2 separate regions of the Homo sapiens genome follow, and region 1 is linked to region 2. Evidence: read pairs that join two places in POLR2A ChIA-PET (ENCODE). Cell type or tissue: OCI-LY7. All regions are shown on one strand. Each heading gives the region's core, and the rest is flanking DNA. Links, peaks and the distances in the headings are about the cores only.

What was found. ChIA-PET counts read pairs that join two places held together with the same protein. Peaks named below come from ENCODE experiments on the same cell type or tissue, not always from the same donor. Only the 100,000 strongest peaks of a DNase experiment are listed, where the experiment ranks them.
Region 1: POLR2A ChIA-PET joins it to region 2 with 6 read pairs; 4 of 35 experiments call an interaction of 5 or more read pairs at or near these places.

Annotation. Positions count from the first base shown.
Region 1 is chr15:88,438,235-88,449,913 of GRCh38, reverse strand. No RefSeq gene overlaps it. Among named protein-coding and RNA genes, the nearest start is that of MRPL46, 23 kb to the left of the region's middle. In OCI-LY7, for the core only: CTCF peaks have their summits at 2,321 and 2,520; a DNase peak (open chromatin) is centred at 2,483.
Region 2 is chr15:88,343,054-88,354,732 of GRCh38, reverse strand. It overlaps LOC105370959 (a long non-coding RNA gene), which reads right to left and starts at 9,791. Exons shown (of 3, transcript XR_932590.1): 1 at 9,535-9,791; 2 at 8,483-8,593. In OCI-LY7, for the core only: CTCF peaks have their summits at 5,413 and 5,613; DNase peaks (open chromatin) are centred at 5,742 and 7,932; H3K4me3 peaks cover 1,072 bases; H3K27ac peaks cover 2,572 bases.

The DNA of each region.
Region 1 (11,679 bases), core at 1,730-9,729, 95 kb before region 2:
TTGTATAAACCTCACTAGGAGTAAGGGCAGCGTGGAGCTGTGGAAGTGATGTGCGTGGCCCCGCCTCAGTCTCGTGAGTGGCAGAGCTGGGACTTAAATCTAGTCCTCGTGATCCAGGGACCAGGTTCATGAAGGGCACTTTGGGGTTCTGGAGACAGCCAGTAGGGTGGGGCGCCTGCCTCAGGATGGTCTTGGGTTAGCAGCTCCTGACATGTGACAGGGAGGCAATCCAGGCCTGTGCTCACGCATGGCTACATGCAATGCAAAGCAAGGTGGACTCTTTAAATAACCTGCCTCCACCTTCTTGCTTTACATTTGGGGATAACCAGGCTTAGAGACAAGAAGTCACCTGTCTTAGACCTCACAAAGAGTGGAGGCAAAGGCAGGAGATTCCAGGAGTCCTGAATCCCAGCCTGGGCTTTTGCCCACATGCCATGTGGGGTTTGCCTGGCTGCAGCATTTCAAATCCCTGATGCTTTCTGGGAGCCACTGGGAGCCCAGGGTCTCCTCCCTGTGCTCAAATACCAGGCTTCCGAGGAGCCAGCGCTGCCCTGGAGGCAGCATCTCCTTAGCCTCCTGGCAGAGCTGCTTGGCTTTCAGAAGCCCTGTCCAGTAGAGCAGGGATTACCCAGCATGCTGGGCCTGTGGAGGCGGAAGAACCAGGCTCTTTGCTTTGCACAGCCCTCCCTGGGATTACAAGATAATGCATATGAAGAGACATTTGCTTATCCAAGTTCATGGATTATGTGGAAATCAAATTGTAGTAATCTCCCTGGCCATCTGGTCTTGATGCCTCTAGCCAGGATCTCCCAGAGGCCTGCTCAGGCCCCCGTGCAGGGCTTGGGCAAGGGCCGGATGTGCTTTTGATGCCTGGAGCCAGGCCAGCATTTTCCAACAGGCCTAGAAGGCCAGGAGGGTTTATACCCCCAGTATCCGGGAGCAGACGGCAGGGCAGGGCCAGGCAGCTAGAGCCAGGAGGCAGAAAACCATCCGTTACCAATAATACTGCGTGTGGACGGTCCACCTGTTTTGTTAATGAAAACCACCTTGCGTTTTAAAAGACATCATTAGGCACATTTCTGGGGTGGGGGTGTTGGGAGGGGAATTTTTCTCAAGATTAGATGCACACGTCTCCCATTCTCTTGAAGAAGTGAGGCCTGAGCAATGGGCCTTCCCTGGTTCTGAGAAAAGGGAAATCAGGTTTTCTGTAGCTGGTGATTTGGGTTCTGTATTCATGACCCACTGAAGCTTTTGAAAAGGGAAGAAGAAAGAAAGGCAGTGCTGTGTAGGGTGAAGCACGTGGATTCGGGCTCCAGGCTGTCAGGTTTGGATTCAGCTCTTCCACTTAGTAGCTGTGTGACTTTGGGCAAGTCAGTTGATCTTTCTGTACCTCAATTCCTCATCAGTAAAATGAGAATACTAATAGGATGTACCTTGTGGGGTTGCTGTAAAGGTTAAATGAGTGTTTATATTTAAAGCCCTTAGAGGATTGCCTGTCACCAGGGTTCCTGAGTGCAGAGACTGTCCTGAGTGTGAGTGGGGTTGCAGCTGATATTGAGTCTTTACTAGCTGTGTACAGGTAAACAGGCTTTTGGAAGTGTGGGGGTGGGAATGATGTGTTGTTTTGTGGCACTTACTTGTCCATCTCCATGTTGCAAATATTCCCACCATGGCTGATTTTTGAGCCATCATTATGGTGTCACTAAATGCAGAATTGGGAAGAGGTGTGCACAATTGACTCTCGAGAGTTGGGGTGAGCTGATTCCAACAGAGCTCTGGCCCAGCACCCACTGGTGTGATGAGGCCGTATAATCAATATTAAAAATGTTCATTCTGGCTGGTCAATGCCTTAAGAGTCCTCCTACTACTCTGTTAGTCATGGTTTCTCCCCTTGTGATCTTCCCAGACTTCCCACTGGTCCATTAACTGAGAGAGTTATGAGGACTCTGCTCCATAATTTGGCCAGTATCAGTTCTGATAGGTCAAGGCTGTGCCAGACCAGCAGATAAGTTGTGTGAGTATCACAAGTCTGCAGCCCCAAAGGTTCCAGGTCAGGAAGCTGAGTGGCCCTTGTTTGTGGGTGTGATGCCTGGCATACTACTGTCAGCTACTCTGTGAGATTCCCTCCCTGTATTGTCACCCAGCTCAGCCACTAGACAAAGGTAAAGCCCTGTAACTGTACTCTGAACTGAGGCAAAAAGGTGTCTATCACTTTTAAAATAGAGTTTGCACATGATTTACTCAAATGATTAAAAAAATGTAATCAATATGACCTACTTCACCAGCTTGGAATGCAAATACCATCTCGTTTCTTTTAGTTTTTCCAATTAATTGCTTGAGTAGTCTTTATGATTCAGAAGTTCAAGCTCTCTCTTTTGAGGCTTCTGCCCCACTGAATTATCGTTGGCTTAGAATAAAGGAAGAACAATTTCCAAATGTGAGCCAGAAAACAAGAGTCTGATTAGTCCACTAGCTGGCAGTCTGAGCTGGGTGGCTGCTGTGGTACTCTCATTCAGGACTCCCAGCCTGACCAATGTGCCAGGGTGGTTGGACCTGGGCAGTATGGAGCCAGGCAGGGGGTAGAAATGAGTGTGATGGGCTGGGAGTGGGCAATAGAGAGTGGTGGGGTCTGTGTTGAAGTGATATGTACCTTCCTCCAGCCAACTGTCACCATGTGAGAGTGTGAGCCCTGTGTTGGCTGATTTTCTCATGTTTTCCAAAGAAACCAGATATGTATAGGGTATTATTTTTGAGGCATAATTTGTATACAATAAAGCATACAAATCTTAATGCGTCTTTACACATGTATACATTTTACATGTGTAACCACCATCCGTCATAAAGAGATGGAACATTTCCACCACCCACAAAGTTCCTTTGTGCTTCTTTCCCAGTCAACAGCTAGCCCCCTCCCCCAAAGGTAACCACTGATTTTTTTTTCTTTTTTTGAGATGGAGTCTCGCTCTGTCACCCAGGCTGGAGTGCAGTGGTGTGATCTCAGCTCACTGCAGCTTCTGCCTGCTGGGTTCAAGCAATTCTCCTGCCTCAGCCTCCGGAGTCACTGGGATTACAGGCATGCATCATGATTCCTGGCTATTTTTTTGTATTTTTGGTAGAGACAGTGTTTCACCATGTTGGCCAAGCTGGTCTTGAACTCCTGACCTCAAGTGACCTGGCCATCTTGGCCTTCCAAAGTGCTGGGATTACAGGCATGAGCCTCCGTGCCTGGCCATGTAACCACTGATTTCTATAGCCATAAATAAGCTTTGTCTGATCTTCAGATTCCTATTAATAAAATCTTACAGTCTGTGTTCTTTTGTGTCTCGTTTCCCTTGTTCAGTATACTTTTGAGAGTTTTCCATGTTGCATGTATTCGCAGTTTATTCCCTTTTATTGCTGAGTAATAGCAAATATCACAGTTTGTTGATCTATGCTCTTATTGAAGAATATTTGGATTGTTTTCACTTTTGGGCTATTGGAAATAAAGCTGTTACGAACCATCATATATGATCCTTTTTTGTGGATATGTGCACTCACTCCTCTTGGATACATATATATGACTAGTATTGCTGGGCTATAGGATACGTATATGAAACTTGATTAGAAACTGACAATTTTTCATAAAGGTTGTATCAGTTTATACTCTCACTAGCAATATATGAGAGTTCTAGTGCCTCCACATCCTCATGAGCACTTTTGGCCATTCTAGTGTGTATGTAGTGGTACCTCACTGTGGTTTTAATTTGCATATCACTGATGAATACTAAGATTGAGCATCTTTCCTGATATTTATTGGCCATTCAGTATCTTCTTTTATAAAGTTCCTTTTAAATTCCTTGCCTTTCTTTTTCCTTTTTAATTGAAGTGTCTTTTATTATTTTGTATTTTTTATCTATGTATTATATATATGTTTTATTTGGGTTATGTTTTGTTGATGATTTCTGTTTTAATCCATTGTAGTCAGAGAACATACTCTTTTGAGATTTATGAAGACTTGCTTTATGTCCTAGCATATAGACTATGTTGGTGACTGTTCCATGTGAATTTAACAACAAGTATGCTTTGAAGTTGTTGAATATTGTTTTCTATGAATATCAATTAGCTCAAGGTAGTTGATAGTGTTCAAATCTTCTGTATACTTGTTTTTTGATTACTTGTTCTATTCATTGCTGTGTTAAAATCCTCAGCGGTGATTGTGGATTTGTTTAGTTCTCCCTTATGTTAGTTTTTGCTTCATGTACTTTGAAGCTCTGTTGTTATGTGCGTACGCATTTATGAGTGTTAGGTCTTCCTGATGAATTGATCCTTTTATCATTATAACATGTCCCTGTTGTTTCTGCTAACACTCCTTATCTCGAAGTCTATTTGTCTCTTATATAAATGAATATAGCCACATCAGCTTTCTTCTGATTAGCATTTATACGGGACATCTTTTCTCAATCTGTTTACTTTCAAACTGTGTCCTTATATTTCAAGTATGTCTCTTGCAAGCAGCATAATTTGAGCTTGTTTCTTTATCCAAACAGGCAACCTCTTTTTAAAAAAATTTAAGTGTCTGGTGAGTATAATTAAGGATATGGTTGGGTTTAAGTTTGCCCTCTTACTATGTGTCCCATCTCTTTTTATATATTTGTTCCTCGTTTCTGGCCTTCTTTTGAATTAACCAGGCATTTTTTATTATTATACTTTATTCCTTTGTTGGCTTTGAAGCTGTACTTTTGTATATTATTTTAAATGTGTATTCTAGAAATTATAATATTCATCTTAACTTTTCACATTTAATAAATCATGTAATTAGTATTAATTACCATAATACAATTTAACAATGTATGAATCTGACAAAATATGATTCCTTTTATTTCCTCTCCTACCATTTGTGCTACTTTTCATATATTTTACTTCTAGACATGATATTAGCTTAACACTTCAATGTTAATTTTTGCTTTAAATAGTAGGTTTATGTATATATATTTGCAAATACCCCTTTCCTGTGCTCTTTATTCCTTCCTGAAAGTTTTGGCCTCCATAATGTTCATCAGCCTGAGGAGCTTCTTTCAGTATTTATTTTAGTTTAGTCTACTGGTGATGATTATTCTCTTCTTTTGTTTTTCTGAAAATGTCTTTATTTTGCTTTATTTTTGAATTATGTTTTCACACTATATAGAATTATAGAGTGACAGTTTTTTCCCTTTTAGGATCTCAACAATATAACTCTATTATTTTCTGAATTCCATTGATTCTGTTGAGAAGTTTGCTATAAATCTGTAAATCTCATGGTTATTCCTCTAGATTTAATGTTTCTTTTTCCTCTGCTTTGAAGATTTTTTTTCATCATCTTTGGTTTTTAGTGGTTTAGCTAAAATATGCTTAGATGTATTTATCTGACTTGAGATTCACTGAGCTTCTTGAATCTGTGGGTTGATATGTTTCATAAAATTTAGAAAATTCTGGGTCATTATCCTTTTAAATATTTATCTTGCTTCAATTATCTTTCTCTTCTTTTTGGACTTCAGTTGTGTTTATATTATACCATTTGATTTTTTTCCCCACAGTACTCTGATGGCATGTTCTGGGTTTTTAAGAATTTTTTTTTTCTCTTTGTGCTTCAGTTTTGCTATTTTTTTAATTGGTCTGGTTTTGAGCTTACTGATCCTTGCTTTGTCCAGCTCATTATTAAGTTACTTCTTCATTTCAGATATTTACCTTTTTAGGTCTGAAATTTCCATTTGATTCTTCTTCAAAGTTTCTGCTTCTCTGATGATATTATCTTTTTACTCATTATATTCATACTTCCCAGTAACTTAAAATATTTGTAACTGCTCTTTTAAATTTCTTGCCTGTTAATTTCATTATCTGGGTCATCTGTAGGTATGCTTCTATTGACTATTTTTCTCTTGATTACAGTTGTAATTCTTTGCATTTATTAGAACTTTGGATCACAAGCTAGACATTGTATACAAAAGCAGGGTAGAAGCTGAAGTAGGTAATATTTACCCCCAGAAAAGTGATGTCTTTTCTTCTTTTAGCAGCAAAAACAATGGTTTCATTCAGTGGTTTCATTGTTTTCAAAAATGTCTTGTGGATGGGATCAGGTCTCACCCTTGGGATCTAAACTGATTATACGACCTCTCTCTCTCCCTCTTTGACTTCCTGCCTGCCCCCAGATTTCCATTCTGTGGGAGAACTCTTGCTCTGGTTTCCAGCCCAGGTCCATAAGTTACTGCATACTCAATTGAAGTCCCATGGGGGAGAACTGGTGGCTAGTGAGCACCATCTACTTTGAGGGCTCAATCAAACTCCAGTCTGTCATTCTCAGCTCTCTTTAATTCAGCAGAGCACCCCAGTCTGTTGCAGGTGTGTGTCTCTGTCTGCCCATATCCCCAAGAATAAAAGCAGCCATAGGTCTCTGTTCCATTATGAAAGGGTTCTCTTTCTCTAAGATTTAGTTTATTTAGATTTCTCTGCATCCTCAGCTCTCTGGTGGGTTTACAAAACATGATTTTACAGTTTATCTGATGTTTTCTCAGTGTTATGGTGGGAGTAACTGTCTTTCATGACCTTGTGTATACTAACTAGAAGCCCAGATCACTGTTCTTTTAGTGTAAAACCATCCCATTTTCAAGATAGCAAAAAAAGTCAAATATTTAAGAAATATTATGCAGACCAAAGGAAATGCTTCTGTGGGATAGGCTGCTTTTAGCCCATTGGCCATAAGTTTGTGGCCCTTAGTATTATTGATAATTATTGTAATATTTTTCTTCCTTGGAAAATGATTAGTAGTTTTTGTTAAGATCTGTTTGTATGAAGAGAGTATGCCATGCTTGAGTTTTTCACATCTTTCACAAGTGTTGTGATAGGGGAAAATGTTAAGAATCTGCTGGATAAGTCGGGTGCGAGTCCCAGCTACTTGGAAGGCTGAGGCAGGCGGATTGCTTGAGCCCAGGAGTTCAAGGCAGCCTGGGCAACATAGTGAGACTCCATCTCTACAAACAACCAAACAATCAAACAAACAAGCTGCTTGATAAGGCCATTGGTGCTCATAGTTGACAGCCCTCTAACTACTTAAGTCCAGTCTTTGGATCTTAGCAAGTCTTACCTTGAGTACAAAGAGAATGGGATCTCCTGGTGGACAGAAGAGAAAGAATCCTGAGGTTGCCAGGTGTGTGTGTGTGTGTGTGTGTGTGTGTGTGTGTACATGAACTTAAAGAAACTAATCATTCCAGGAGTCCAAATTACCAAGGTCAATGTAGTACATAACCCCAGTGCTCTGGGTGTTATGCCAAGCTGCCCTTTCTCCAAGTCTAGTGAGAGCCTGAGGCGTCAATCATGATGTCACATAACCCAATAGGTACTAAACAGCTCGAAAAAGTACCTAAAAGGCAGCAAATCAGCAGGACCTGATGGGAAATGAGGTATACGTAGTGCAACACACTTCATTTCAACAGATCTTACCTGCTATTAATAAAATTGGATTTTCTCATCCATTTTGTTGTGAACAGTTAATCTTATTCTTCTCACATAAAACCTGTAATGAGCCCAATAATCAAACTCTTGACAGAGCATATCATTCTCTAGGATTTGAAGTTCTGTCAAAAGATTTCCCCTGGGGCTTGTAGCTGATCACTAAAAAAACAAGAACGTGTTCCTCTGAGTACGGAGGGCAACGTGGGGAGTGAGAGGTGAATAGTATTCCAGTTCACTGTGATGATTGTATTGGTTACATATTTCCTGCATTGAGCCAGATCATGCTCATTATAGCTCATTGGTGCTGCATATCTGGAACTTCTCTTTGTCCAGTTAGTTGCAGCATTTTCTTTACTCCAACTCCTAGTCTTTTTTCTCCACCCTTCAGCCTCTGTCCATGTTTAGTGTGTCTGTTTCATGTCAGCGTTAGAGTTTGATTGTTTCTCTAAGGTTGGATAAGCAGTTCCTTTGTGGCTTCTCAGATATCTTACATTTGGTTGGCCATTTTTACCCTTTTTGAAAATTTAAAGTCCTCAATTAATTAAATAAATGAACACAACCACATACCTATTTTTGATAAGTGGATTAATGCTCAAAAACAATGCAATTTTATGAATATTTTTATGCACTGTGTTAAGAGAAAAAAGTGACATGCTTAACAAGGCACTTTGCAAGACATTCAAAGGTTAATTTAGAGGATTAAATAAATGTTGGGACATGCACACCACTCTTATAAACACTTTTATATACAGTTCAAAATAGGTGACACATATTTAATAGCAATGCTGTAAAAATTCTAAATTCAATTTAAAAATATTAAGTATACAAATGCTCCAAAATATATCAAGTCTTTCAAAGGCAGTAACCAAAAGGACAGGCATGTTTTCAGTGGTTGGAGTAGTTATTTAAAAAATGCAGGCTCAGCGGAACCTTGGAGAAACAAACCTTTGGATTTTATGTGTCAATAAATGATGTTCAGAACTCAGCTCAGCCCTGGCCCCAGCCTTAGTAGAGGACTGGAGGGTGTCAGGGGCTGGGGGCTCTGGCAGAGGATCAATCAGGTTGCCTGGCACCACAGTGCTCATCTCAGCATTTATTCCTGCCCCTAAGGCTCTGTGTCCCCAGGACACATGATATGGGAACAGGACTATCTCCAGATCCATAGGAAAAGAGACCCCGTTGGCCATCTTAGTGGATGGGAAGTAGTTTCTTGTGGCTGAATCTCTCTGGGCTAGGGTAGCAGGGACCCAAACCCTGGTGCTGGTGTCCTCTCCTTTCTTGACTGGTTGGTTGTACAGTGGAGAGGAAAGAACCCATACTTTAGGTTGAAAAGTCCTGGGTTTGAGACCCTGCTCCAACACTCACCAGCTGGACAAGTCACTTACCAGCTGACTGATCTTCCATCTTCAAACCTGTAAAGTAAGGCTAATAATGCCTTTCTGATAGGGCTTTGGGAAGATGAAATTAGAAAATGGATACAAAAGTTCTTGGCAAATTATATAAGATGCTGCATGCAGTGCTCATTTTGATTTTTTCCATTGCAGATATTCAATTCAAGAAGCAGGTACTAAGCACTTACTGTGTACCAGACAGGCCCTGTATTAGCATTTCATGGGGTAGAATGATGAACAATGAGAACAGATGGACATAGGGAGGGGAACAGCACACATTGGGGCCTGCCGAGGGGTGGCAGAGGAGAGAGGGGATCAGGAAAAATAGCTAATGCATGCTGGGCTTAATCCCTAGGTGATGGGTTGATTGGTGCAGCAAACCACCATAGCACACATTTACCTATGTAATGAACCTGCACATTCTGTACATGTATCCCAGAACTTAAAAAAAAAATCCTCCCCTGCTAGGAGGATAAGATATGTCAGTATATAGCTGAAATGGAGGTCTTTTCCACCTGAATTTACATCTGCAATGAAAATGTACTGTTAGCAATAGTCCCAGTTTAGGATAACCTGCTATAGTGATCATGGGTAATTTGCTTTCCAAACACCCATTCCTGATTTTCCTGGTAATAGCATCTGAGAATCCATCTCTCTCTCTCTCTCAGCCCATGTGGTTGAGCAGGATCCACCCCTGGCCCATGGGTTATACAGTAAGGCTCAGACTTACAAAACCAGAGCGTTCCATTCCCCTGCTGACAGTGATTGGTTCAGGAACTAGCACATAATTCAAGGGAGACCAGTCAGAGCCAGTGAAATTCAGTTCTGGGTTTTTTGTTTGTTGGATTGCTAGGAAAGCTGACTCACACTTCCTCATAGGACTTAAACCTGGAGGTATGTGGTGGAGCTGCTGCAGTCATCTTGTGGTTATACCAGGAGAGTCTTTCTGAGAATGAATGCTATCCAGAGAAAATGGGCCTTAGAGATAAAGAACCAGGTTTTGGTGATTCTCTTTGAGCACCTGTATCCAGCCATGCCTGAAGCCAGACCTACCTCTGAACTTTTCAGCTACATGTGGCACTGAATTATCATTTGACTATGATAATTTCGGTGGGGTTTCTGTGCCTTATGACAGAAATGCTTATAACTCACCCCAGGATGCCCTGAAGAATCCCCCAAGAGCCTCCTTGGAGACCCTGTAGAGAAGACCACGGAAAGCAAGTATTTTACCTTCTGGCTGCCCCCACACTGCTCCAGCTCCTCCATATGCATACTCACACCTGCTGAAGACCATGAGGACCAACATCTTTCAACAGGAAACCAATCTTCTGCCCAGTCAGATGTACCTGTCTTATGACAATGACCCAGCCCTTTCTCCCAAGTGGCACCAGGCCTGAAAACTCTTTCCATTGTAGTCTACTGCCCTCTCCCTTCCCTCTTTTAAGCAATTCTGGGAACTGGCCTCATCCAGAGAATCTTTTCTAACTAAGCAGAAAAAAGCACGAACCATCTTCCTTTTCACATACTACGCCACTAGCCCTGCCTGAGATGTCCCTCAGCCAAGGAAGGTCAGAGCTGGAAGGGTAGACAATCGAGGTCATCTAGTGCAGGAGGAGGAAGTGGCTTGTCTGCCTTCACTTGGCAAGCTAGTTTCAGGATCAGGATAAGCAACCAGGTCTCTGCGTTTCTTTTGCCACCATGGGACAAGGTTTGTTTACATTCTGTATTTCTGCATTGCAATACGTGAGATCCTCTTAGACCAGCATGGTGTATGTTGGCGTATAAGTGCCTAGGGAGCAAGGATGCTGCTATATGGTCTGGGTCAGTGGGAGACACAGGATGGGATGGATCTGTGTGAAGCCAGGACAATTGCTCCCATGGTGACCCAGTTGAGTTCCTGACCTGCCATAGGTCATTCTGCCTTGGATTCATGGTTCCTCCCTGGGAAATAGGATTGATGTCTCATTTTCATTCCCTGTTGGAGTTTGCTGGAAGACACTCTCTCCCAGAGCTTGGACCGTGAGGTTTCAGAGAGCCAGAGCTGGTCTGCAGTGGCTCTGTGAGGGAGTTTGTATCTCTGCCTACACACTCTGCTTATTCATCTGACAGGGCTCCCAGCAGCTGGAAGGGCAGCTCTCTCTTCCATGCTGATGATACCGGGAGTGGACATATGATCTGGTTTGATAAGTTCCTTAATCAGATCAATTCTTTTAAGAATTTGAAATTAAGACTATGAGAGAGAATGAGTTGGTGAGCTGGGAGGCTGCGCTATGGCGCCCTGTGGAGTTGAGGCCAAGTGAGCCTGGCTCATGGAAGCCATGGAAAGCCTAAGTTATGGATGAACCAGAATGACAGCACCTAGATGACGCCCTTCTACAGAGAGAACTGGAAACATGATGGCGCTTCCCAGAAAGAGGCGGGAGGGAGGGAGAGGGAAGCACAGATGACTTTCCAGCTGCTGTGAGAATTACTTTCACTTCGTGCTATCTTCTCGAGTTTTTCTGGTAGCCCTTCAATAAAACTCTTTATTAGTTGAGCTAATTTGAAGAGGTGTGGTGGGGGGGGGGGTCCCTGTTTCTTGCAGCCAAGTGATGCTTGACTAAGGCAGTGTCTCACACATGCTGCCTCCCCAGGTCCTTGCAGCAAGCTCTGCACATTTGCTGAATGTGTACGTGTGCCCCTCGGGGCTGCGTGACTGATGGAGGTGCATTCAGCAGTCCAGTGAGCCCAGGGCCCAGGCCCAGAGCTGTAGACACAAATGCTCTCTCACCTGATGAGGGACAATGGGAAGAGGTGAGCCACTGGTGGGTGTTTCTGGGGTGTT
Region 2 (11,679 bases), core at 1,851-9,850:
CTAGCAAATGGCCCAGCTGTATCACTTAACAGTGTAGTTCACAATCAACAAGTGCCACAATGAGCTCAGGACTTTCAATCAATGCTTTAGGTCCCCACTCTTAAATATAATTATCAGAGATTTGAGAATGTGAGAATGACTCTAATGTGAATGATTGAATACCAAACAAGCTAGTAGGCAGACAGAAAAAGGCAACAGGTAGGAAACAAGAATAGGACAGGAAAAAGGAAATAGGTAGGATAGCATCTGTGAAACAAGAACATGATGCTATCCAAAGAGAATGGACATTTAGAGAACAAAATAAACTTTTAGAAACTAAAATCATGGTAGTGGAAGTGGAAAACTCAATAGAAGGGTTAGAAGATAAAGCTAGGCAAATTTCTCAGATAGTATACCAGGAAGACAAGAAAAACACAAAGTAGAAGAGGAAAAAAAATATAGAGTTTCAATCTAAAATGCTCAACATCTGAATAATAAGAGTGTCAGAAGGATAAAACAAAGACAGTGAACAAGAGAAAATCATCAACGAAGTAATTTTAAAAAGTTTATAACTTAAGAACATGAAAACCCAACACTAACATTTATATTCTGAAATTTTAGAATGCTGTTGTATTAGTATGAGTTTTATACTGCTGTGTAATAAATTACCATAAACTTAAGTAGTTCAAATGGACATACATTTAGCATAGCATGGTTTCTATGGGTCAGGGGTTTAGACATAGTGTAACTGAGTCCTCTACTCAGGGTCTCATGAGGCTGCAATCCAGGCTTTGTTCCTATCTGGAGTTTGGGGTTCTCTTCCAATCTCATGTGATAATGTTGGCAAAACTCAGTTCCTTGTGGTTGTAGGACTGAGGTCCTTGCTTCCTTGCTGGCTGTCAGCTGGGAGCTACTCTCATCTCTCAGAGGTACCCTTGCCATATTGTGCTTTCATAGACCATCTCGCAACATGATAACTTAGTTTTAGTTTTTCAAAGTCTGCAGAAAAATCTCTCACTCCAGTCTAAGATGGAGTTTTATATAACATAAAATAATCACATGAGTGACTATCCCATCACCTTTGTTATAGAATGTAACCTAACCAAGGGAATGACTTTCCCATCACCTTTGGTATATTCTATTCACTAGAAGTAAGTCTCAGTTTCTGTCCTCAGATTACACATGAGTGTAACCCATTGAGGGTCATCTTAGAATTCTTCCTACTATAATTGGGACAAATGAAGCTCTTGTAAGCTTTCAGAGGGAAATAAATAGGTTAATATAAATGATCAGGCAGTTGAATGGTTCAGATTTCTCAACAGCAGTGTTGGAAGCTAGAAGACAATGGAGTGGTGCTATCAAAATTCCAAAGAGAAAGGATTTCCTACCTACAGTTCTATACCCAGCCAAACTATCTATTGAGCATGACAACAGGATATGAATATTGTTGAAAAAAAGCGTCTCAAATATTTACTTTCTACACATTCTTTCTCAAGAAGCTACTGGAGACTATGTTCCATAAATCAAAGTAGTAACTAATGAAAGGAAGACATCTGATTCAAGAAACAGGAAATAGAGAATCTTCAGCATAGCAGGGAAGGTACATCCTCCAAAGATCAACCTGAACAGATTAGAGCAGGTTAGAAGCCCTGGGGATCAAGATGAAATTGACAGACAGTTGAGATGAGTGAATGGGATGAGAAAAGATTTAGACAACTGGCAGAAGGATTTGTTTAAACTGATGGTAAGAACATAAAAATTAAAGTGATTGAAAAACTATTATTAACTTCAGATACAACAAAAAATTATTCAGGAAAAAAATAAAACCATAGTTTACTACATAGCTGAGCTCTGCATAACTGTGGGTTTATTACAGTGTAAATACTGAACATTAATCTAACCAAATTGATGACATAATTATACAGTTTTGAAAGGATGTTATTACAGGTTGAATTGTGTTCCCATAAAATATGTTGACGTCCTAATCCTCAATACCTGTGAATGTGACTTCATTTGAAAATAAGTTCTCTGCAGATGATCAAGTTAAGATGCGGCCTTTGGAGTAAGCTCCAGTTCAATATGACTGGTGCATTATAAAAAGGAGAAATCTGAATATATAGAGACAGAGACACAGTGAAAACATTGTTGTGAAGATTGGAGTTATGCTGCCATAGGCCAAGAAATGCCAAAGATTCCTAGCAAACCACCAGAAACTAAGAGAGAGGCATAGGACAGTTTTTTCCTCACAGTTTCAGAAGGAACCAACCTTGCTGACACCCTGACTTCAGAGTTCTAGTCCCCAGGACTGTGAGACAATACATTTCTGTTGTTTGTCACCTAGTTTGTGGCACTTTGTTATGGCATCCCTACAAACCTAACACAGGTGGGAAGTACGTGTGTGTTGGTGGGAGGCAGGGAAAGGGAGATGAAAGAGTCAACACTTCATCTTCCTGAGTGGGAAGTTAATACATATTTCCTACACACAAAATATCAAGAAATAGTAGTATATGCATGGCATTTAGAGCTACTGAGGTGAATACTTGCTGTGGATTGGGTATGGTTTATTTGTCCCCATCAAAGCATAATGGAAAATGGTGAGAGATGAAGCTGAATAGTGGGGCCGAAATCAGGTCACTAAAAAGCCATTCACTCAATGGGAGTTTGCTCTGTTTTATAGGAATGGGAGCCTTTGAAGGTTTTCAAGTGGCAGAGTGAGACAGAAGGTGATGTTTCTCTCATGGTATAAACAGATGGGTGATTTCTCAATACAAGATGTCCATTTCAATACAAGATGGACAGACAGGCTGTGTTACTGGCTTCAATTCTTCGGGCAGACCCTCTAAAGACCCTATCTTAATCAGCTTGGATTGCTACAACAAATTAGCATAGAATGGGTGGCTTCAACAACAGAAATTTACTTCTCACAGTTCTGGAGGCTGGGAAGTCCAAGATCAAGGCTCAGCAGGTCTGGTTCCTGGTAAGGGTTCTCTTACTGGTTTTAAGATTGAGACAGAGCTCCACCACTTCCTGATTGCTTGAAGAGGCATACCTTTTTTGAGCCTCCATTTCGTTATTTCTAAAATGGGGATAATAATATCTGTTCTACTCTCCTCACAAGCTTTTGTGAGGATCGGCTGAGATAATGCAACTGAAAGCAATTAATAAACTCTATTATTTTAGCCACAGTTTCTTGTTAGGTCTGTTCGGCCTGCATCCTCCCGCCCTTAAACTTTTTGGTTCACTGGGGCCAACACCTTCCCCTTGGCCATGCTCATTGGCTGAAGGATGGTCATATGACCTAAGCTGGCCAATAAGCCTTTTGCTGGTTATATTGAGGGGGAAAAAAAGTGCTCTTTCTCCTGGAAGCCATCTTGTCTCCAGGGAATAGGCAGTCTTGAGAATGAGAACAACACAGAGAAAAGCAGAGAGATGTTTAAAGACAAATTTCTGATGATGTCGTTTCAGCATCTGCATCAAATAATTCATTTTTTCATTCCACAACTAGTTATTAAGTTCCTCTTATAGTCCATAACAATTTCTGGATTCTTGGCATTTGGTGATAAATGAAAGAAAGACCCTACTCTCATGGTGCTTGCATTCCAGTGGGCAGCCCTGGCAATACACAAACACTAAATAAATGCATGATATAATGCCAGGTAGTAATAGATTCTAAGAAGAAAATTTACAGCAGAATAGGGGAAGACCGAGGTGAGGTGTTATTTAGATGGAATGGCTGAATCCACCTCTACCTCTGGATTTTTTAAACTTCATGAGCCAATAAAACCTCATTGAATTGTGGTGCTATCAGTCACCACCAACAGTCCTGATGAATACAGCTTTACAAATGTAAGGATTGGTAATGATGCTGATGATGATTATAATTATAATAGCAGCACAAAAGCCTCTTGAGAATGAATTGGATCATTCCTCCTGGGAATCCATGTCTAAGATATTTATGCCAGTGAAACAACCCAAGGATAGGAAATTATCAAACGATTCCCAAAAATATTCCTCATAGAATTAAGTGCATACAAGGGTCATTCCTCTGGATTCATCAGTTGTATCAATTCACTTGAAAGCCAGAAATTCAACTTAAAAATGCATTTTGAAAGTTGAAGACACTGAGCATCAAGTCAATCAAAGCATTCAGCTGGTCATCTGTGGCCACCTGGCTCTAGTGATATTAACAGGACTGACACCTATCGCTTATGTGGAGTTAGGGGACACTGTAAAAGCATTAGAAATGATGAAGTTAAAGAACATTCACAGCCACTAGTCACAGTCAGTTGACTTTCTGCAGTTCTTATAGGGTAGTTAGAGGCTAATAGTTTCAAACCCTGATGTTGCTCAGGGTTATTGATAGCCAGTCATCAAGGTTGAGCATGCAAATGTCCATTCATATCATCATTTCCACAGAGGTTTTCTAAGTTTGAGTCCTTTAATTTTAAATTCCTGACACTCAGGAAATATTCTAATGCTTTGTAACTTTATAACCACTCACCCCTACCCTCCCACCACCACCCTCTTTCTTTTCCTCTCTCTTCTGTAAAATTTTGGTGTGGTGATTAGTATTTCAGGGATGCACCAACCACGGGAGTTTTCTCAGCTTGAACTCTCAAAAGAACATTGAAACATCCTATATAGTTTTGATGCATAGAATGTACACCAAATAAAAAAAAATGTGAAACTGGAGCTTCCATTATTGTCCTCCTGAGCTGCCACGCCTACACTGTGAATAATATTTGTCTTACTCAGATTAAGACGTGCACAAGCCAAGATGAACCTACTCAAAAAATAAAACAAGTGCTTCCAGCCTTCCTGTACCTGCTGGAATTTTCTCATGTTTCCCTTCCACAAAATGCAACAATTGCTGAGATGCTGCTTCACCTGCTGGGAAAAGGTGTTCGTTATCCCTGAACAAGACAGAATGAGGACCCTTTCCAGAATGTCAAGCAGGTGTTGTCTTCTGTCACTGTGCTGGTTTGAAGTGTTGCACACCAGGACTGAAATGAGCTTTGCAAAGACAATATTCTGTCAGGAGTGCTATAATCATGGTTTTGGCTTATTTTTGCACCAGTATCTTGATTCCAAGAAACATTTATAATCTGCCAGATAAATGTATAGTTCAGCATTTCCCTAAAAATACTGGAACACTGAATGTTACATTTAAGAAAGAGTTCTATGGTCAGGCAAGTTTAAGAAACACTAGGTTAAAAAAAAAGTTTAGGCGATAATACACATTGGTTAAGCAGAACCTTATAAATGATAATGCACATTGTAAGTATATCAGAGCAAGGTATGACAGGGTTCCTAAATTTATTTTATCACAGATTTTTTTTTTAGGTGGGAACATCTATTAACACTCTACAGAGCACAGTGTGGGACAAATCAAATTATAGCAATATTCAGTAGAATTTTTTATCCCCAGACCTTGAGAATTCAATACAAATGAATAAATGAGACTGTTCGAACACACACAATGGAAAGAGATTAAAAGAGATAATACTCTGAATTTATAAGTATAATTAAACCTAACAAACTACACATTTTTAAAACAAACAGCTTCTCTGCTTATGAATTTCCAAGTTGCAAACTTTTATAGATAGAAACAACACAAAGCTACAAAACAAGATCACATTAACTCAGCCTCCCACCAAAGGTGGTGGTAGTTGCAGTGTGAGGTTCTTTTAGTCTGGACCATAGAGTCCTTTGTTGTACAGTCATGCACCAGATAACAGAGTTTCATGTAACAACAGGAAACAGGTGTGTCCCATAAGATATAAGACTGTATTTTTACTGTACCTTTTCTATGTTTAGGTACACAAATACCTACCACTGTGTGACAGTTGCCTACAGTATTTGGCATAGGAGCATGCGGTGCAGGCTTGTTGCCTAGGAGCAACAGGCTATACCATACAGCCTCTTGTGTGTGTAGTAGGCTAGGTGTGTAATAGGCTAGACCATTTAGGTTTGTGTAAGTGCACTCTGTGATGTTCACACAATGACAAAATCACCCAATGACACATTTCTCAGAATGTATCCCCGTGGTTAAGTGACACATAACTCTTAGTGGCAATCTTGCTGGGGTTCTATTTAGTTCCAAGGTATTTTGCAAACATTAATTTCATTGTATCCAGTGAATACAAACGCAGTGAACGTTTTAAATTGCTGAAATAAAAGGTGTGCAATTGTTATGGAATTGAAAGAAGAGAATTGTATGGAATTGAAAGATTGAAAGTGCTGAGAAAAATAATGCCTGTTGCTCTATGTGCTGTGAGTTTTCCAAAAGGAGGTGTGGTTCAGAAGGACAAAGCACTTAACTTGCAATGCGCTGTGCATACACCGTCCATGATACTCAGCAAGAGAGGAGGAAAAAGGACAAACACAAAAACTAGAGCAGAGCACTGCAAGATCCGCATCCAGATGGGCTACCTATCAGCCAGATACTCATTCAGGAGAGATCTGGGACATAGCTCAGTGACCTAAACGGCAGAATATGCTGAAGGTGCTGTTGCTGAACTGTTCATTCATTCGTTCACTCAGCACCTATTTTATTTTATTTTTTGGGACAGAGTCTCACTCTGTCGTTCAGGCTGGAGTGCAGTGGCGCAATCTCAGCTCACTGCAGCCTCCACCTCCTGGGTTCAAGCAGTTCTCCCTGCCTCAACCTCCCAAGTAGCTGGGATTACAGGTACCCACCACCTCACCCAGCTAATTTTTGTATTTTTTTAGTAGCGATGGGGTTTTGCCATGTGGCCAGGCTGGTCTTGAACTCCTGACCTCAGGTTATGCACCTGCCTCGGCCTCTCAGTGCTGGGATTACAGGCAGGAGCCACCATGCTCAGCCACCTATTTTACTGAGTGTCCACTATGAGCCAAACATTGTGCTGGCTACGGGGAACACATTAGTGACTAAAACAGATATAGCTAGTCCCTGCCTGTAAGGAACTGATAGTCTATGGAAGAATGGGGGATGGAGGGAGCAGACAACAAACAAACAGAAATATAGAAGTGTAAACGCTGGTAAGTGCCATGAAAGAAACGAGACAAGGGCAGTGATAGAAGCAACTGAAGCAGAGGTTTGGTAGGTGGTGGTGTCAGGATGGTTCTTGGTTTCAGGTCTTTCAAATCTGCACAGGCCAGAGTGGGTGGGGGCATGGCACATTGCAGCTATCGTGGCAGCTGAGGCCCTCCATGGGCTGAGGGTGGGGGCAGGAGGGAATTACCTGGCTCCACAGATTTCCCCGCTACACTGATCTGATCTACTTTGGAGAAAAGAAGACCCATAAAATATTTATTAGCATAAAGAAGCAGCATCTGCTGGTTTTAAAGTTTCAAGGGACTTACACTCAGATTAAGTGGAAATACTCCTTGTTCCCTCCAGACTCACAAACAAATAGACTTACAAAGAACATAACTGTTCTTAAGTAGAGGAACTTCCGTGCTACCTAGCAAGAGTCTGGTGTTAGTTTTTAATTTCTTATCATTAAAGAACAGAGAAAATGTTTAATTGGATTTAGCTAAGAGAATTGTCTGCTCAGGCTTGATCTGGATTTTTTTTCCCTTATATTGTGCACCTAAGAGTCTCCTGAGCCTCTTCTTCCTACACTGATCTTGGCCCACACTGGTCTACATTTTCTGTGTCACAACCTTCTTTTGCAGACAACCCTGTCTTTATTTAATAATTTAATAGATCAAAATGTATTCAGCATTTACTCATTGTAAGGCTGTGTTTACTCAGATTGGGTTGGGATATGAGTAATAGAAGAATCCAAAATTAACAATGGCTTTAAAAGATAGAAGGTTATTTTTCTCTCAAATAAAAATTAGAAGATGTGTCGTCCAGGGAAAGTACAGCAGCTCTGCTCCACAAAATATTCAAGAAGTCAGGAGCTTTCTCCCTTGTGGTTCCACCAAGCATGACTCCTGTTTACCTCATGAGCCAGCAGGCTTGCTTGAACTCCAGTCATCAGTTCTGCATTCACAGACAGCAGGAAAAAGATAAGGGAGAAAAATCCTTTCAAGGAAACTTCCTGGAAGCTGCACTCACCACTTCCACTTACATCCTTTGGGCCAGGACTAGTCACTTACCTACACACAGCTGCAAGGAAGGTTGGGAATTTGTTTTCTATCAAAAATAAAAAGACGGGCCAGGTGCAATGGCTCACGCCTGTAATCCTAGCACTTTGGGAGGCTGAGGTGGGAGGATCATTTGAGACCAGGAGGTCGAAATCAGCCTGGGCAACATGTTGAAACCCCGTTTCTACAAAAACTACAAAAAATTAGTCCAGCATGGTGGCACATGCTTGTAGTCCCAGCTACTTGGGATGCTGAGGTAGGCAGATTGCTTGAGCCTGGGAGGCAGAGGTTGCAGTGAGCTGAGATCACGCTACTGCACTTCAGCCTGGGTGACCGAGTGAGACTCTGTTTGAAACAAACAAACAAACAAAAAAGTGGAAAGAAGTGCTGCCTCAGCCAACAAGCTCCACAGGTTATCTGTTACCGGTTTTATCTTCCGGTCTTCATGGCTCTGCTGAGCTCTTCATCATCATTATCCATAACTCAATTCCTTTTGAAGTTCTGCTGTCTGTGAGAAGCCAGATCTCTATCACCTCTGGAGGGAAAACACATTTTGATTTTGTCAGAGCTGAAAATTGCCCATTGGGCAAAAACCCAGACACTGGAAGACATCCTATGTACTACTAGAATTTGTCTAAATTGCAGCAGCTTATACAGTTACCATTTAACGTCTTCATGTTCACTATCTTGCAGATTGAAGTGTTAATATTTTTAGAGAGTTTGAGCAAGGGAGCAAGAAAAGGGTTAATTTTTATGAAAGAGCCATATTATGACATATATGAGCTTGGAAGCACTTTACTCACTTATGACCCTGCTATGCTGCTGTCCCCTAGAGTTTGTATGTTGAAATCCAATACCTAATATGACAGTATTAAGAGCTGGAGCCTTTTGGGGGTGATTAAGTCATGAGGGTTCCACCCTCTTCAGTGGGATTAGTAACCTTTTAAAAGAAGCTTGAGAGAGCTGCCTTCCTCCTTTACCATGTGAGGACACACAGAATGCACCAAGATGAGGAACAGGGACTCAACAGGCACAGAATCTGCTGGTGCCTTGATCTTGGATTTCCCAGCCTCTAGAACTGTGAGCATTACATCTCTGTTGTTTATAACTTACCCACTCTAAGGTGTTTTGTTATAGCAGCCTGAATAAACTTAGATGGACCTCCAAAAAATAATAATTGGCATGCAGAATATCATTCACTGAATTACTTTATTTAATATCTATTTCTTGAGCACCTACTATATGCCTGATGCTAGGCACTGGGCATACAGCAGAGAACAAGACAGTCAAAGTCCTCATGGTGCAAGTATTCTAGTGGTGGGGAGGGAAAGAATGAACAAGCGAACAAATTCAGAACATAATTTCAGTTAGTGAGTAAGGGGAGAGAATGACTGGGATGGGTGGGGAAACTATTCTAACAGGAGGTGACATGTTATTATTGATGAATGATAATAGTTAACTCTTATTTACACTTACCATGCAATAGGCATTATTCTAAGATTTTACATGCACTGGCTTATTTGATTTTCATAACTGTCCATCCACTCAGGCACACAGAGCTGGGGTTTGAGCCCAGGCAGGCTGGCTCCAGTGTTCTTGCTCTTAATGCTTCAAGATAAGATCTCCTGAGAGAATAAGCAGAAGACAGCCACATAAGGATCTGGAAAAGAACATTCCAGAAAATGGACTAAGCAAGGCTCAAGTTTCTGAGGCTGGCTGGCACCAATATGTTTGGAGATCCACAGGAATGCCAGCATGACTGGAGACTAGAGGTGAAGAGTGTGAGAAAGCCAGGCCGAGGTCTGCTGACGGGGCCAGAAGGCCAACCCAGTAGGGAATTGCCAGAGAGTCACAAGAAGGGACAGGTCTGCATAGCACCTTTTCTTCCTTATCACTCGGCCTCGCTCAGTGTGCCACTGCCCCCGAGATGCTCAGCCGCACTCAGCCACAAAATCACACAGGGCCGTCTGCTTTCCACTCAAGAGCCAGGTTATCTACAGAGAGGCCTTATGCCACACTGATGCAAACGTATTTATTATTACTACAGTTAAGAAGCATCACTGTTTTTTTCTTTTATAATCCCTCGCCTTTATAATAAGACTGAAAACTACGTGCTTTCGGGGTTCCTTGGAGGAAGAGCCCATGCTGCCTTCATCTCTGGGTAGGCAATGCCAGTGTCTCCGCATGGGGTTTTAAAGTATACTCCTGACAAGTGGGAGGAGGCACAAGCTCTGAGGGATCGAGTAGGCTGCCTTCATTGGCCCCTTCCGTTGGAGGTGTCAACATGGAAGTCCTCCCTGAAGCATGCCTCCTCAGGTGGGTTAATAATACCATGACCGTCCCTGGGTCAATGGCTGACTGAGGTCTGTGATTGATGTCAAGGGGTGTCTGCTATGGGTTTAATGTTTATGTGCCCCTAAGATCTGTACATCAAACCCTTTGATAGGGTTTGGATCTGTGTCCCTATCAAATCTCATGTCAAGAAGTAATCCCCAATGTTAAAGGTGGGGCCTGGTAGGAAGTGATTGGATCATGGGGGTGGTCCTCCATGAATGGTTTAGCACCATCTCCTGCTGCTGTTCTCATGAGATCTGGTTGTTTAAAAGTGGGTGGCTCCTCCTCCCCACCTTCCTCTTGCTCTGGCCATGTAAGATGTGCCTGCTTCCCCTTCCCTCATAATTGTAAGTTGCTGGAGGCCTCCCCAGAAGCAGAAGCCACTGTATCTTCTGTACAACCTGCAGAATCATGAGCCAATCAAACCTCTTTTCCTTATAAATTACTCAGTCTCAGTTATTTATTTATAGTGTGTGAGAATGGACTAATACACCCCTAAACCTCAATGTGATGGTATTTGGAGATGGGGCCTTAGGGAGATAATCAGGTTATCAGGTGGAGGCTTCACAACAAGATTATTGCCCTTATTAGAAGATATGTGAGAAGGTTTGCTTCCTCTCTCTGGCTTGTCTTTGCAGAAGTAGCTGAAAAAATGGGACAAGGCAAGAGATTTGATAAAAATCCTTGAAGGTTTTAAAATTCTTTGGGTGGTTGACTTTGCTTCACCTGTTGGTCTCTCAGTGGAGCCAACCGGTTGGACATGAGTGGTAATAACTAAAAGGTTTAGCCTAGCATGTGGAAAGTGAGGACTTACTACATTGTGAGGACGGACTGGCAATAACAGCAAATTCTCTGAGCCTGATGACCTGAATCTGAAAAAAAAAAAAAAAAAAAAAAAAAAAAAAAAAAGGCATCATATCTAGGCAACTCACAATCTCCTCTGATCCATGTGGAAGCATAGAAATTTATCTTCTTGCCAGCTTTGCACACATGGATAGAATACCAATTTTTAGAGATGAAAGGAACCTCATGGAGCAACTGGTCCTACATTATTCTCAACCAGTGTTTCCTAGCTGGCAAGCCAGATTTTTAGCACCTCATGCCTATTCTCCTCCCCATTCCCCATCCTCCTTGGTCCCAGTGGCTGTGTCTCTTTTTCTTATTCTGGGGTCAGTTGTAGAACGATTATAGGGTTGACCAGTTTTGCAGAACAATTTTGATGGGAACGCATTGATCTGGGGGTTTTGCATTTGAAGAACTGGGCTAGGAAAAAAGTAAAGTAACGTC